Regions from separate parts of the Homo sapiens genome. Here region 2 is linked to region 1. Evidence: chromatin loops called from intact Hi-C (ENCODE). Cell type or tissue: natural killer cell. All regions are shown on one strand.

The links. Hi-C counts contacts between places; a loop is a spot of excess contacts. Peaks named below come from ENCODE experiments on the same cell type or tissue, not always from the same donor. Only the 100,000 strongest peaks of a DNase experiment are listed, where the experiment ranks them.
Region 2: a loop joins it to region 1, with 2.4 times the contacts of the local background. A loop is called at or near these places in 2 of 110 quality-filtered maps.

Annotation. Positions count from the first base shown.
Region 1 is chr15:28,931,094-28,939,093 of GRCh38, reverse strand. The region is part of intron 2 of APBA2 (amyloid beta precursor protein binding family A member 2); the gene reads right to left. Among named protein-coding and RNA genes, the nearest start is that of APBA2, 49 kb to the right of the region's middle. RefSeq lists an enhancer at 3,195-3,694. In natural killer cell, CTCF peaks have their summits at 3,388 and 3,590 (motif pointing left); DNase peaks (open chromatin) are centred at 753, 1,783, 3,583 and 5,203; H3K27ac peaks cover 2,471 bases.
Region 2 is chr15:29,026,994-29,034,993 of GRCh38, reverse strand. All of the region lies in intron 3 of APBA2 (amyloid beta precursor protein binding family A member 2), which reads right to left. Among named protein-coding and RNA genes, the nearest start is that of APBA2, 150 kb to the right of the region's middle. In natural killer cell, no CTCF peak of the experiment used is centred here; a DNase peak (open chromatin) is centred at 3,053; H3K27ac peaks cover 1,646 bases.

The DNA.
Region 1 (8,000 bases):
TACATGAGGTACCTAGAGAGGTGAATTCAGACAGAGGGAAAGTAGAGTGGTGGCTGGGAGGGGCTGGAGGAAGGGGGAAAGGAGAGGTACTGTTTCATGCGCACAATTTAAGTTTTGGGAAGATGAAAACGTTTTGGAGATAGCTGATGGTGATGACTGCAAAACAATGTTGATGTACTTAATTCCACCGAACTATACACTTAAAATGATTAAGATGGTATTTTATGTTATGTGTACTTTGCCACAATTAATAATGTATATGCTTATATTAAAATACCACATGTAGGCCAGGTGCGGTGGCTCATGCCTGTGATTCCAGCACTTTGGGAGGCCTAGGCAGGCAGATCACTTGAGGCCAGGAGTTTGAGACCAGCCTGGACAATGTGGTGAAACCCCATCTCTACTAAAAATACAAAAATTAGCCAGGCGAGGTGGCGTACCTCTTGTAGTCCCAGCTACTTAAGAGGCAGAGACATGAAAATCGCTTGAACAGGGAGGTGGAGGGTGCAGTGAGCCAAGATTGCACCCCTGCACTCCAGCCTGGGCTACAGAGCAAAACTCTGTCACGCTGTCTCAAGAAAAAATATCACACGTACCCCCATAATATGTATAACTATGATATGTGTATAAAAATTAAAAATAAAAATAAACTTTTAAACAGCAAGTCCCACACAAAAGTCAGCATCAAACAGGAAATGAGAATGGTGCCAATCTCATTCAGCAGACACACTTCCGTTTGTAATTGTGGTTTAGGATGAAATACATTTGTTTCAATTTATGAGTATTATTTCTCATGTGGCTTCCAAGTTGTTGGGACATAAATACCATGTGGTTTGGACCTAGCTACTTAAAGAGTAGAGTTGTTAGCTATGTGTTTTGGTCTAGAAACACCATGAAATTGCTGAGATCCAGGGCACCGTGGTCTGAGAAAGTTTGGCAATCTCTGCTCTGGAGGCTCCTAAGGGTGCTGGTTGCTTTTTAATAACTAAGTCCAAATCCCTGATGACCTCAGGACACCTGCTTATCAGGTGGGGGGTTGGGGACATTCACACAGTGGCAGAGAGGCCACAGGACTGGCTGGAGCTAAAGACACTAAGTCCCTGACTTACTTCTAATGAACGAAATACTCCAGAAGGGGGCCAGGCGCGGTGGCTCATGCCTGTAATCCCAGCACTTTGGGAGGCCGAGGTGGGCGGATCACGAGGTCAGGAGATCGAGACCATCCTGGCTAACACGGTCAAACCCCGTCTCTACCAAAAATACAAAACAATTAGCCGGGCGTGGTGGCGGGCGCCTGTAGTCCCAGCTACTCGGGAGGCTGAGGCAGGAGAATGGCGTGAACCCAGGAGGCGGAGCTTGCAGTAAGCAGAGATGGTGCCACTGCACTCCAGCCTGGGCGACAGAGTGAGACTCCATCTCAAAAGAAAAAAAAGAAAAAAAAAAGAAACTAAATCCAACACCCTCCATCCTCAGTGGAATCCCTGAAGCCCGGAGTGGGAGAGAGGCCTAACTCTAGTGACCAGGCACTTCACAGTGGGGCAGAGTAAGCAGCCACCAGGAGGCCCTTTCTCCTGCAACCTCTGAGCTTCAGGAACCGAGGGAACCTGGGCACAGCTCCCCAGAGCAGCGAGGCTCCACCTGACCTGCCAGCGATGTTCAGAGCCACACCCCAAGCGCACTCTGCAATGTGGGAATTCAGTCACGGCAAAACTGTCGTGACAGGGTTCTGTCCCTCAGAAGATGGCACACCTGAATGTGACCCTCTCAATACATCCTTAGATATTGCCCTTCCTCCCCAGCACCATCTGAGCAAAGCACCCCCGGCCCACAAGGAACTAGAAGAGGCAGGAAGTGCCTCAAATCCTAGCTCAGCATGCCACTGTATGACACCTCTTCTGGTGCCCCTCCTGGCAGCACACTGTCCCCGGTATAGAGGGGTGGATGATGGCTCAGATGACCTCGAGACCACCACCGGGCACATGGGAGGCCTGTGTCTCGTGAGAGAGCGGAGGCATACGATCCTGGAGGTAGAGCCAGGAAGACCTGAATAATGCTTTGCAGTTGCAAACTGCTTTCTCTTTCTGCACAGATTTATTAGTGAGAGGCATCATTTCTATTATGCCCATTTCGCAGACTGGAGGGAGGGAGACTAAGGCTCAGAGACACACAGGGCTCCCGGTAGAGGCCACCATCTGCATGAGGGTAGATCGAGGACCATTTCTGCCACTGGCCCCTGGTCTCCTGTCTGTCCCAGCAGGGCCCCTGCCTCCCATCCCCCACCAAGTCTCAGTTTCACCAGAGCCTCCAACTCACATCCTGTGCAGGCCCCACTGTGCTTCCCTTTAACTTTACTTGGGGTCTATCTGCCTGTCCCCAGGTGGCACAGCCCAGTCAGGGAGCCCTGGGGCTCTGCGGACACTGGCTGTTACCAGCCAACTCTCTGCCTCGCTTGCCTCTGCAGGGGACAGCCAGTGATAGAGAGGAACAAAGGAGACACTCAAGCAGGCACCCAGCACGTGCCTAACGCGCAGGCACTAGTGCCTTGGGAATAAAGCTGCTATCACTTCTGCGAAATACACTGGGGACTACGCTGGCCTCCGAAACACAGAACCGGTGTATCCAAACCCCCTTCTGACCTGAACAGCCATTCGCCAGGTCCACATGGCTCCGGGACAGACCTGGGCCTGGGTGCTCTGCTCCTGGCTGTGCACAAATGCTTTTCCTGCCCATGACTTTGTAGCCTAGTAGGAGGGGCTCATAGCTCCCTAAGCAAAGCTGGCTGGCGGGTCACAGAAGGACAGCAGGCTGGGGACTGAATGGACCATGGCTTCTATTTAGAACATCTCACTCAAGAACTAAATGTGCAAGAGAGCTGGCAGAAAGACAGCTATGGGGCACAACTGGAGGAGCAAACGCAAAACCATCACGTCTTCCACATTAAAATGTACAGGGCCGCTTCTAATGCCGCAATCAGTGCAAGCCAAACTCTGCGTCTATTTTCTACTAGATTGGAAAACCTCTCAGGAGAAAGAAAAATTTTCCAGAGGGCCAAAAAACTTCATTCTTCTGCAAGCAATCAAATAAACATGTAACAAAACAAAATCAAGACTTCAAAAATTGATCTGAACACACATGCACTGCATTTCACCACTCTGGTGTGGGAATAGGGCTTTCTGCCTAATCATACATTTTGATTAATAGAGATGAGCTCTGCATGAATAACCTATTGTTAAAGAACATGAACTAAAGTAGTCTAAAACTTAGCGAAACAGAAATTAGGCCTTTTCTTCTTCTCTTGGACAATTAGGGGACCCAAATTAGGAACAAACTCACTGGCCCTTGCCCCGACTCCCTTCCTGTAACCTCAGCCGAGACCAGGTGGCTGTCCTCATGCAGACCTGGCCTTGGATCTGTAGTGTCTGGAGAGAGGCTGAGGGGAGGGCTTGGCTGACTCCTCTGCCTCCTCATGCCAGTCCTGCAGATTGAACCCTGCCCTGCTAGGCTGGGCGCTGCAACCCTGAACTTCATGCTGCAACCTTGAACTTCAGCCCCAGATACCTCTACTTCCTCTGTTCGCCCCCTAGCGTCCTACGCCCTGACAGCCACTGTCCATTTCCAGAGGGGCTCCCCCAGCAGCTCACTGCCTGGAGGCCCAGACAGCAGCGGCAGTGAGCTCTGCTGGCCCTAGAATCCCCCAGGGGCAAATTAAAATCCACCCGCCTGGACCCTAAACTGCAGGTTCCCACTCCCCATTCCCATCCTTGCCATGCAGATGACACGTTTCCAAACCCATGCGAAGTGCTGTGCATGGTGAGCAGGTAAAGACTGGGCCACGAGGTGCATCGGATGGAAGGGGCCCCAAGGGTCCGGGCCACCGTGCAGGGCTCTTGCTCTCTTTAAGGCGACCTGTGATTTAGGGAGTATCAACCAGCATAAAAATCCAAAGAAACCTAGTGTTGGAGAAATACCAGTCTCTCCTCGTTCCAGTTCACTCTGTGGGGAAGTGGAGAATCCCTGCTTTTTTCTCTTACAACAACAAGGCTACACTGAGCATGCCAGGAACTGTGTGGGCATCATTCATGGATTATAGTCACCATGCCATGGGAGCACTGAGAACCCCTGCCCTCATTTCATAAGCACGCAGCGTGTCAGTACAACAGAGCAGAGGACACCCAGGTCTCCGGGCTCTATCCCAGTTCAGGGACCTGCCTCCCTTCCCACCTGCTCTCCTGACGGGGAAACACTGCCAAAGTAATCACAGCAAGGTGTAGGTGGCAGGGCAGAAATCCGCTCAGCCCATGTGGGCCATAGCCCATCTCTGTGACAGCCCTGGGTGACCGAGCTTACCAAGCACAGCATGGGGCAGTCCTTCAGAGGTGAACCATCTCCTATGGCTCTGAGGAGGCCCCAGGGGATAAAATACTGAGAATGACAAGTGACTGCCCTGAGCCACCACCAAATCCAGCAACCAAAGCACCTAGAGCCAAGGCAGAGCCCAGTGTGGCATTTGTAGCTGGCCCCAAGCCCCTGGTTTCCCGCCTTCCCACACAGGCGCCAATAGACCTCGCACACCTAGACCCTGTGGGGATGTCACTGGTCACTACAAGGTCTTCGTCCTGCCTCTAAAGTTTTCCCTTTTCATTATCTCAGAAAGACCAGCGTTGAGCTGCCAGACCTTGACAACAAGGTCTACAGACCACACAAGGACAGCTGGACTCCAGGCAGATGGGCACCTACTTAGCCCAATCAGAACCCACACTGAGCCCTGGCACTCACCTGCAGACAGGAGTCCACAGCTGCTTGTCCTGCCTCCCACCCCAAACCATTCCCCACACTCACAATCATACACAGCAAGCTCCACTGAGTCCCTCCTGGCTCCAAAGCCTGCAGTGGCACCGGCCCCAGGACATAGGACACAGTCCAAGCTCTTCACTCTGTTCCCAAGGCTGTGGAGGGCTGGCTGGCCTGTGAGTCCTGCTCTCCTCCACCCCCGTCTCTTCTCCCCAGCCCCCTCTTCACAGGTTTAGAGACCAGGCGGAAGGAGCTGCCCACTCCATGCCTTGTTTTCCCGTGTGCAAGCTGCTCTCTCTGCCTGGAACCACCCCCACCTCCAGCCCATGCCCCCCTTTCTCCTGGGCTGCCTCTACTCCTGCAGCCTCGGCACACAGTCACTTCTTCCTGGAACTTCCCCAGGCCCTCTGCTCCGCCCATGTGGGCAGCCCCTCCTTGCGCTCCAGCATCAAACCCCAGATAGTGGACTCTTTGAGGGGAGGAGCTGTGCCTGTCATTATTCTACCCTCAGTCCCTGCTGGGCCTGGCACAAGGCAGAGGGGATAGAGGTGCTCTGGAGAAAACTGCTCCACAGGCCAAGCACGCAACCTGTCGGGCTCCAGCAGGCCCTGACTTTGGACCAATAAAACCTCAGGTCGAGGACTTCGCTCCTAACTCAATGATAAGGTCTGAAAATCCGAGCCAGTGTGGGCTTGCCATTGCTCCTACAACTGTCTTTACTAGCAGACTGTGAGCCCCACACTCTCTTTCAAAGAGCAGGACATTTGTTTGAAGGGAGTCTTATTCCATTCAGGGTACTCTCACAAAATACCATAAACTGGGTAGATTATACATGACAGAAAGTGGCTTGTCTCAGTTCAGGAGGCTGGGAAGTCCAAGACCAGAGAGCCAGCAGATTCCGTGCCTGGTGAGTACCTGCGTGATGGCTCAGAGACGGCAGCTTCTCACTCTGTCCTCACATGGTGGAGGGCGGGAGGCTCTCTCTGCAGCCTCTTTTAAAACGGCATTGATCCCATTATGAGGGCTTCACCATCAGGACCTGATCACCCACTGCTATAGTTGGAATGTGCCCCCCCAAAGTTCATGTGTTGGAAACCTAATCCCCGATGCAACAATGTTGAGAAGTGAGACCTTTAAGAGGTGATTAGGTCCTGAAAGCTCTACCCTCATGAATGTATTAATGCCATTATCGCGAGAGTGGGTTAGTGACTGAGGAGCAGGTTCCTAATAAAACAATGAGTTTGGCCCCCTTCCCTCTCTCGCTCACTATATGATGCCTTCCACCATGTTAGGACGCAGCAAGAAGGCCCTCAGCAGATGCAACCCTCAACCTTGGACTTCCCAGCCCCTAGAACTCTGAGCCAAATAATGTTCTGTTCATTATAAATTACCCAATCTGTGGTATTCTGTTTCAGCAGCAGAATACAGATTAAGACACCTCCATAAGGCCCCATCTCCTTGGGAATGTGAATTCCAATGTCTCCCTCCCAAAGGTCCCATCACTTTGGGGATAAGAATTCCAAAATATGGATTTGGTGGAACACAAGCATCAGATCACAGCAAAGAACCCCTCATTTTCATTCCCTCAGGAGCCACGATGGGACCTGGCTTTAAACAATCCACTATCACAATAGGCAGCACTGACCACTAAGGCCACACAGGTCACTTCTGCTGGCGAGATGGGACCAACCCCCTATGGGGCCGTCCACCATCTCCACTGTCAGGGAACCCTGGCTGTCCTGCCACAGGCTTTGCAGGAGGCTAAGCCACTGTGGACGTTGCTTTTACTGCCCTGGTGGATAAAAAGCATGGCAGAAGCCCATGGGTGTCTCTGAGACTGCAGCACTAGGCCCACCTGCATTGTCACATCCTGCATGTGCTCAGAGGAGAGGGTCTCTAAACACCATGGGGCTGTGCTCCAGGGAGGGCTGCCTTCTGGGTTTTAAACCCTACCCCACTGCAAGGGATGGGTACCTCATGGCACTGCACTACAGTACAGAAGCCAGCACCCCATGCTGTGGACTGCAGGGGTGCTCCAGGTGCCCCCCTCAGCTCTCCAGGGTTCAGAAAAACCTGCTCCCTGGTGAATGTGAACCTCTCTTCTGCCAGCATGAGGGTCTGCTCCACCCTGTCACCCTCCTACCCCTCATCTCATTGGCTGGCTCCCTTCCCCTCCCAAGGACATCTTACCAAAGCAGAGACAGTGATCCTGACACCAGGTCGGTCTAGGCAACTGTGGCCTGTGTGGCCGTATCCCCTGGGATGCAGCAGCACAGAAAGGAGGGCTAGACTCAGCTGCAGCCATGCCCAGACCCAGTTGGGAGGGCTGTGTGCTGTAGATCCTGTCCTGGATGCCCCTCTGCCAGGCCAAGGCTCACACGCAGGGACCTTTCTCCACTTGAACGTCTGTGCATTGTAATATAACTTCCCAAAATATTACTCTGCAATTATTTCCAAAGACTTAAATGGGATCTCCAAATACGTACAATTAAGACTAAAATTGTAATTTTAAATTACTGATAATTTGAATAAACATAAAACTTTCCTATCTCTAAGCCAAATGCAGACAATAACATCCCAATTAACCCTTAGGTACTGCCAAACTCCGGAAAACAACCACTTTGGACTCTCAGAGGGAGAAACAACTCCTGAACTACATGGAGCCTGGCAACAGACTCTGGAAATAGTCATGATCTTCCACCTGTGCAAAGCCAGATGCTTCCCCGGCTGGACCCTATGGAGCAGCGCTGCCTTGCTAAAAGGGCAGTGGATGTTTGGGCCCACGGTGGCAACAGCACCAGGTCCCAGTGAACAGGGGAGAAGGACGCAAGGTCATCCCTCATCAGTCCCACTTTGCTAGGGGATGGGGGCACAGGAGGCAGTGGCGTGAGACTCCCTCTGAGTCTCAGCGGCTTTAGTTAGCTCTGGAACCTCCTTGTGGCCTCCCATTCCCAGGCCCCCGCTAAGATCCAGGAGCTACAGGGGGACCGACTGGAGTAGTCTCTCACCAGAGGCCACCAGCAGCGGGATGAGATGTTCATGTAAGCTGTCCTGCTGCCCTGAGGGCCAGGAGAGGTGACAAGCACGCCTGCATCCCACATCAACAGATGCTCCCAGCTCCCCACCCCAGCATGGTTTCTGGCCTACGGGGTACCAGAAGAGGAGCAGGGACTTTCCGTGAAGGGCTGTGCCTCATGGAGGGGGCTGGG
Region 2 (8,000 bases), 96 kb before region 1:
GAAGTCATCTTTATTCCTGCCAAACTTCCCATTCTGTCATTGTAATGTAAAAACCTATGGCCAAGAATCCAAAGTTCAAACACCCACCACAGAGTCTATTCCAGGGCTTCTTGAAGTGTGGTCCCTGGGCCAGCAGCATCAGTGTCACCTGGGAACTCCACAAACACAGAAACTCTTGGGCCCTCCCCCAGACCAATGAAAACTCAGGGGCAGGACCCTGAAGTCTGCATGTTAAAAGATCTCCAGGGGATTCTGATGCCTGCAAGTCTGAGAGCCACTGCTGTAGGGTAACACTTCATTCATTCTGAATATGCACTTCACAGTCTGTGCCCCAGCAAGTCAGGGCAGCCTGTAAAACTGACATTGGTTCCAAGTGTCACTCTTCAAAGTAAACAAATAGCATGCATACACCCTTCCTAACACTTTCATTTCATGTAGTCTATATCCAAGGGGTTGTGTCAGGCCTGAAATCTAAAGGAACCCCAAGCCCCACTCTTTATTAACCACTAAGTCATGGCAATCAGTTGGTGTGTAATAAAGAACTTGGCTGGCCTTCTGGTACCTTGGAGGGAGCCTCTACATCCTTGGAATCTCCAAGTGATAGGAGTGTCCTTGTTATTCGTGGTGCGTTCCAAAGTTTATGCAAAAGAGATGACTCAGGATGGAGGTTGGTGATGCCAGAGAGGCCAACTAGCTACTAGAGGGTTGGGGCTTTGAGACAGGAGACACGGGCTACCAGCCTGACTTCTGGGAAGGCTAGATATTGAGCTCAACCACATGGCCAACAATTTAATCAATTCACTGATTCAATTCATCATGCATCATACCTACATAAAGAATCCCAAATAAAAACTCTAGACATTGAAGCTCAGGTGAGGTTCCTTTTTTGGCAATACTCTTTGATTACTGTCACACTTGGATGCTGGGAGGATAATGCATCTCTGAGGACGCCAAAGCTTTGCATCTGGAAGCCTCCCAGACTTCACCCTAGGTGTCCCTTCTTCTTTTTTTTTTTTTTTTTTTTTTTTTGAGATGGAGTCTCACTCTGTCGCCCAGGCTGGAGTGCAGTGGTGCCATCTCAGCTCACTGCAAGCTCCACCTCCTGGGTTAACGCCATTCTCCTGCCTCAGCTTCCCGAGTAGCTGGGACTACAGGCGCCCGCCACCACGCTCGGCTAATTTTTTAAAAATATTTTTAGTAGAGACGGGGTTTCACCGTTATTAGCCAGGATGGTCTCGATCTCCTGACCTCGTGATCCAGCTGCCTCGGCCTTCCAAAGTGCTGGAATTACAGGCGTGAGCCACCGCGCCCAGCCAGGTGTTCCTTCTTTTGTCTGGTTCTGGGTTGTAAATTTTTGCTATAATGAAACTGTCATTGTTAAGTATAATGGTGTTCTGAGTTCTGTGAGTCATTCTAGCAAATTATCTAATTTAAGACTGGTCATGGGAACCCCTGACCAGCTGGTAAGAAGTAAGGATGGGCCTGAGGACCCCTGAATTTGGGGCTGGTGTCAGAAGTGAGGGCAGTCTTGTGGAAGACTGTGCCCATAACCTCTCGCTTGGCTGACTTTGGAGAGTTGAGGAAGCAGGTTTTGAATCAGGGGTTTAAGGCACAGGGAACTATTAATACATGGTAGGAGAAGAAGATGGGTAAGACCATTCCTGTTGTGGACAGAGAGGTCTTACCACATAAACCAAGGAAAGGGAATGTCAAGAAGAGGTGTCAGGTGCAGAAAGGACATCAAAGAGGAGAGGGCTGGGCAGCAGACGTGGGCCTTGTCTAACCCTGATCCCAGATCGTCCTTCTGGAGATGTCTAGTGCAGACCTTCTCCACCTGCAGCACATGCACAGATCACCTAGGCATCTGGCTGGTATGCCAATTCTCGTTCAGAGGCTGGGGTGGGGCCCACAGTGCAACCTCAGAGGGGCCAGCCCTGAGTGATGCAGCTTGGATAAGGATGGCAAACGCTCCCATTCCTCAGCACACAAGAAAGCCCAGATCTCACCACAGAGCCATCTCGCCACAGCTGTGGGCAGAGTCCATGCTCCCCATGCTGCAGCTGGCCAATCAGTGTGTCTGTCTGACCTGTCCACATGTACTGTCCGCCTTCTGTGTGATTTCCACAGCAGGGGTGGAGCAGCCCACAAAGAAAGGATCCGGGATCTGGTCTCAGAGGCAACAGCCCCAGAGGCACAGAACCCAATGAGATGAAAAGTACTGAGTGCCACAGTCTTGTAGGAACTGGATCTCAGAAAACTGAACAGGGCTGGGCAGTGCTACTAACATAAAGGCATATTTTGGCATGGGGCTGTGCTTTGGGGATGGAGGGTCCAGGAGACACATGACTTCTGACTCTGAGGCTGTCCCAACTCAGAAGTTAGTGAGATAGCCAAATAGATCACCAGATGAAAAAACTACAGTATTAGGAATTTTCAGAGAAAGAGAACCAACAGGATATATAAAAAGAGATTTATTTCAAGGAATTGGCTCACATGACTGCAGAGGCTGGCAAATCTGAAATCTGCAGGGCAGGCCGGCAGGCTGGGAACTCCAGGAGGAGTTGACATTCCAGTCTTGAGTCACAAGGGGGTCTGGGGGCCGACCTTCCCCTTCGGGGAACCTCAGCCTTTGGTCTTAAGGCCTTCAACTGATCGAATTAGGCCCATCCAAATATGAAGGACAGTCTGCTTTACTCAAGGTCTACTATGTTCATCTTACCCAAAAATTACCTTCCCAGCAACATCCAGACTGGTGTTTGAGCAAATCAACTGGGCACCAGAGCTGGGCAAAGTTAACACACAAAACTAACCATCATGACTACACAGGAATGACTCTGCCTCTTTGACACACACCAGCCACAGGCTGGGGAGACAGGGGCAAAAAAGACAAAGTCCCTTTTCTCATGGAGGTGTCACCTCTTCCTATCCTGCCCAGAGTTACACACTCTTCTTCTAGACAGCCCTTCCAAGGAGAGCCCCTCTGCTACATTAACTCTCACCCCTGGCCATGAAATTCTGTGGTTAACACCACCTTCCTTTTCTCAGTATCAAGACAGCATCCTGTGCATGGCCTGCACTTCACCCTCAACTTTCTTGGGGTGGTTGTGAGAGGTGAAGCCAGCTGAACTTCCTGGGTTGAGTGGGGACTTGGAGAACTTTTCTGTCTTACAAGAGGATTGTAAAATGCATCAGCGCTCTGTAGCTAGCAAGTGGATTGTAAAATGCACCAATTAGCACTCTGTAAAAAAGCACCAATCAGCACTCTGTAGCTAGCAAGAGGATTGTAAAATGCACCAATCAGCACTCTGTAAAACACACCAATCAGCAATCTGTAACATGCACCAATCAGCAGGATCCTAAAAGTAGCCAATGGCAGGGAGGATTGAAAAGGGCATTTTGCCAGAGGCTAAGGCAGAGAATCACTTGAACCGGGGAGGCAGAGGTTGCAGTGGGCCAAGATTGCGCCACTGCACTCCAGCCTGGGCAACAAGAGCAAAACTCCATCTCAAAAAAAAAAGATAAATTGGGGTACACAGAGAGACCCCAGGGGCACACAACAGGCACAGAAGGAAGAACACATGCAGGGGCATCAAGGCCAAGGAGAGACGGCCCGAGGAGGCCAGCCCTGCTGACACCTTGATCTTGGACTCCCAGCCTCCAGAACTGTGAGGCAATACATTTCTATGGATTCCGACACCAAGTCTGTGTTTTGTTACCGCAGCCTGAGCAAATGAATGCAGTGCTCTTTATACTCTCTTTTAGTCCATCTGTTGAAAAACATAGATTTTCAGATTATTTTAGAAAATTAAGCCATGAGTTGCTTAGTCTCTTCTGATGACACCTGAAAAAAATGGCACGAAGACTGCTAAAAATAAAAGTATAGGAAAAGATACACCAGACAAGTGCTAATAAAAAGAAGGCTCATATGGCAATATTAATCAGACAAAATGAATGTAAACAACAAAGTATGCAAAGGCATAAAAGGAAAAATTCCCATTAATAACAAAAATAATCCACCAAGAGCATCATGTACCTTTATAAACTTCACAACATAGCTTCAAAATATAAACCAAGCAAATAATGATAAAAGGTGAAATTAATAGCCACATTCATATTGAGAGATTAAAATCAAATTAACCAGACAAAAATGAGATGGGATATAAAAATTTAAATAACAATAAGATTTATTTAGAACCCCGTACCTAACAAATAGAGAAGGCGGAGGTTTTACACACACACACACACACACACACACACACACACATACTCACATGGGTTTAACCAAAACTGCCTATGTAGCATTAGGCCACAAAAGAAATGTGACATTCTACAAAGAATCTGTACTGGCTACACCCACTGACTACAATGGGACAATTAGAAAGGAATGACAAAAAGGTTGTGTCAGTTATCAATTCATTGCCTCCCAATTCTGAATGTACCCCTCAATATGTTCTCTGAATAAACAGAATTCCCTTAAGCGTTTCTCCTTTATTTTATTATTATTATTATTATTTATTTATTTTTATTTTTTTGAGACGGAGTCTGGCTCTGTGGCCCAGGCTAGAGTGCAGTGGGGCCATCTCGGCTCACTGCAAGCTCCGCCTCCCGGGTTCACGCCATTCTCCTGCCTCAGCCTCCCGAGTAGCTGGGACTATAGGCACCCGCCATCACGCCCGGCTAATTTTTTTAAGTATTTTTAGTAGAGACGGGGTTTCACCATGTTAGCCAGGATGATCTCTATCCCCCGATTTCGTGATCCGCCTGCCTCTGCCTTCCAAAGTGCTGGGATTACAGGCGTGAGCCACCGGGCCCGGTCATGTTTCTCCTTTAGAGTGAGCACATTAAGCTTTCTGGGCAGAGGGTGATGGAGCAACATTGCTGGAGGAAAACGGTTCCCGCAGTTCCCGGCTCAGGCCACAGAGGCACCTAGTTCTTCTGCAACCCTGCAGCCTTGTTGGGGCCACACCTGTTGGGCCTCGAACCCAGAGCTCCACATGGCCAGCCACCTCTGGACTCCCTCGACAAACCCCATGTAGCCCGCGTGGTCTGGAGAGTCCTGCGTTGAGCAATCGTTCCTTCTGCATGTCCGGCACCTCTGGACGTGCTGGTGCCCGAACTCACACCGCAGGCCCAGCCTCAAGCCACTGCTCCCCAGCCTGTACTCCAGAGGGTGGCCTATTGTGACCAACAGCATCTCTAGACCAGTGCTGGACTGCCTGAACCAGCGGCTGTCCCTGCTCTCCACTGCTGAACCACACCTTCCCTAACAAGCTGGTCCTTCCCTGGGGCTTTCCCAGGTCTGCCCCTGCTTAGGTCCCCCTCCCTCCACCCCCACGATACCACACAGAACTTCCACCTCTTAACAGCTACTCTCTCATCATACCTAATAATTCTATTAAATATGATGCTCCCCCTGGGGTTCCCATCTCCTGAGTGGACCCAGACTGCTACAAAGATAGTTAAAGAACAAAAACAAAACAAAATATGACATGCCTGGGAAATTCTTAAACATTAAATAACTGAGGCTTAGAAAGCATTCAAAATGTAAATGATGTATTTTTAGACATGAACAAAAAATTAGATATCACAACTAGGGGATATGGCCAAATTAGTACTCATTAGGAAATATACACATTTACTACAGAGGGGTTTTTTTTTTTTGGTAGAAAAGTGGGTTAATGTCATCTGATCTTCAACAGACCTGACAAAAACAAGCAATGGGGAAAGGATTCCCTGTTTGTAAGTGGTGCTGGAAGAAGTGGCTAGCTATATGCAAAAAATTGAAACTGGACCCCTTCCTTACACCTCATACAAAAATTAACTCAAGATGGATTAAAGACTTAAATGTAAAACCCAAAACTATAAAAACCCTAGAAGAAAATCTAGACAATACCATTCAGGACATAGGCACCAGCAAAGATTTCATTATGAAATCGCCAAAAGCAACTGCATCAAAAGCAAAAATTGACAAATGGGAACTAATTAAACTAAAGAGCTTCTGCACAGCAAAAGAAACTATCATCACAGCAAACAGGCAACCCACAGAGTGGGAGAAAATTTTTGCAATCTAGCCACCTGGCAAAGGTCTAGTATCAAGAATCTACAAGGAACTTAAATTTACAAGAAAAAAAACCCAAACAACCCCATTAAAAAGCAGGCAAAGAACATGAACAGACACTTCTCAAAAGAAGAGATTTATGTGGCCATCAAACATATGAAAAAAAGCTCAACATCACTGATCATTAGAGAAATGCAAATCAAAACCACAATGAGATACCACCTCATGCCAGTCAGGATGGTGATTATTAAAAAGTCAAGAAACAACAAATGCTGGCGAGGTTTCGGGGAAATAGGAATGCTTGTATACTGTTGGTGGGAATGCAAGTTAGTTCAACCACTGTGGAAGACAGTGTGGTGACTCCTCAAAGATCTATAACCAGAAATACCATTTGACCCAGTGATCCCATTACTGGTTTATAGGCTCAAAGGAAAATAAATCATTCTGTTACAAAGATACATGCACCCCTATGTTCACTGCAGCACTATTCACAATAGCAAAGACATGGAATCAACCCAAATGCCCATCAATGAAAGACTGGATAAAGAAACTGTGGTACATATATACATACCATGGAATACTATGCAGCCATACAAAGGAATGACATCATATCCTTTGCAGAAACATGGATGGAACTGGAAGCCATTATCCTCAGCAAACTGACAAAGGAACAGAAAACCAAACATCACATGTTCTCACTTATAAGTGGGAGCTGAACACTGAGAAAACATGGACACAGGGAGGGGAACAACAAACACTGGGGCCTGTCAGGGGTGGGATCGGGGGAGGGAGAACATTAGGAAAAACAGCTTATGCATGTGGGGCTTAATACCTCGGTGATGGGTTGATAGGTGCAGCAAACCACCATGGCACACGTTTACCGGCCTAACAAACCTGCTGCACATCCTGCACATGTACCCCAAAACTTAAAAATTAAATTAAAAAAAAAAACGAAAAGAGTGTTAATGTATAAAATAAGTCTAAGAAATAAAAGTGAAAATCAAAATGAAGGAATTAGAAAAATATAAGACTAGGCCGGGCACGGTGGCTCACGCCTGTAATCCCAGCACTTTGGGAGGCTTCAAGGTGGGCGGATCATGAGGTCAGGAGATCGAGACCATCCTGGCTAACACGGTGAAACCCCATCTCTACGAAAAATACAAAAAATTAGCCAGGCGTGGTGGCAGGCGCCTGTAGTCCCAGCTACTCGGTGGGCTGAGGCAGGAGAATGCGGGAACCCGGGAGGCGGAGGCTGCAGTGAGCTGAGATCACACCACTGCACTCCAGCCTGGGCAACAGAGCAAGACTGCCTCAAAAAGAAAAAAAAAGAAAAAAAAGATAAAAGACTAAAAAAAATTAAGACAGTAATTAATTGAAAGTTGGCCCAGTATAAAAAGAATACATATCATAAGACAAATCAAGAAAAAGAAAGAAAACACAAACATTAGAACTGAAAAGCCCATAATTACAGATGCAGAAAAATTTATAAAATTATGAGAATACTTTTCAGAACTTTATGCCAATGAATTTGCAAATCTAACTGAATGAAATGTAAGATTTTCTAAGAAAATATAAATTACCACAATTGGCTCAATAAGTAGAAAAACTGAATAGCTATAGAAGATATTTTAAAATAACAAGGTAACCTAATAAAGGCCAGACCGAGATGAATTGACAAACACGTTTTATTACATTTTCAAGGAATAGATTACCATGATGTCACATCTCAAAAAAGAGATGGAAAGCTGAAGCAATTTATTTTATGAAAGGATAAGCACAAACTAGTCTCCAACATGAGAGAGGCAAAGATCTTACCTCAAACTTTAACAAATAGGTTCACTATTAGCATTAAAAACTAACACGTCATGACCAAAAATGGTTTATATCATAAAGGGGAAGATGGCACACCCTGAGAATGTATCATACCATTAAAATTGGCTAT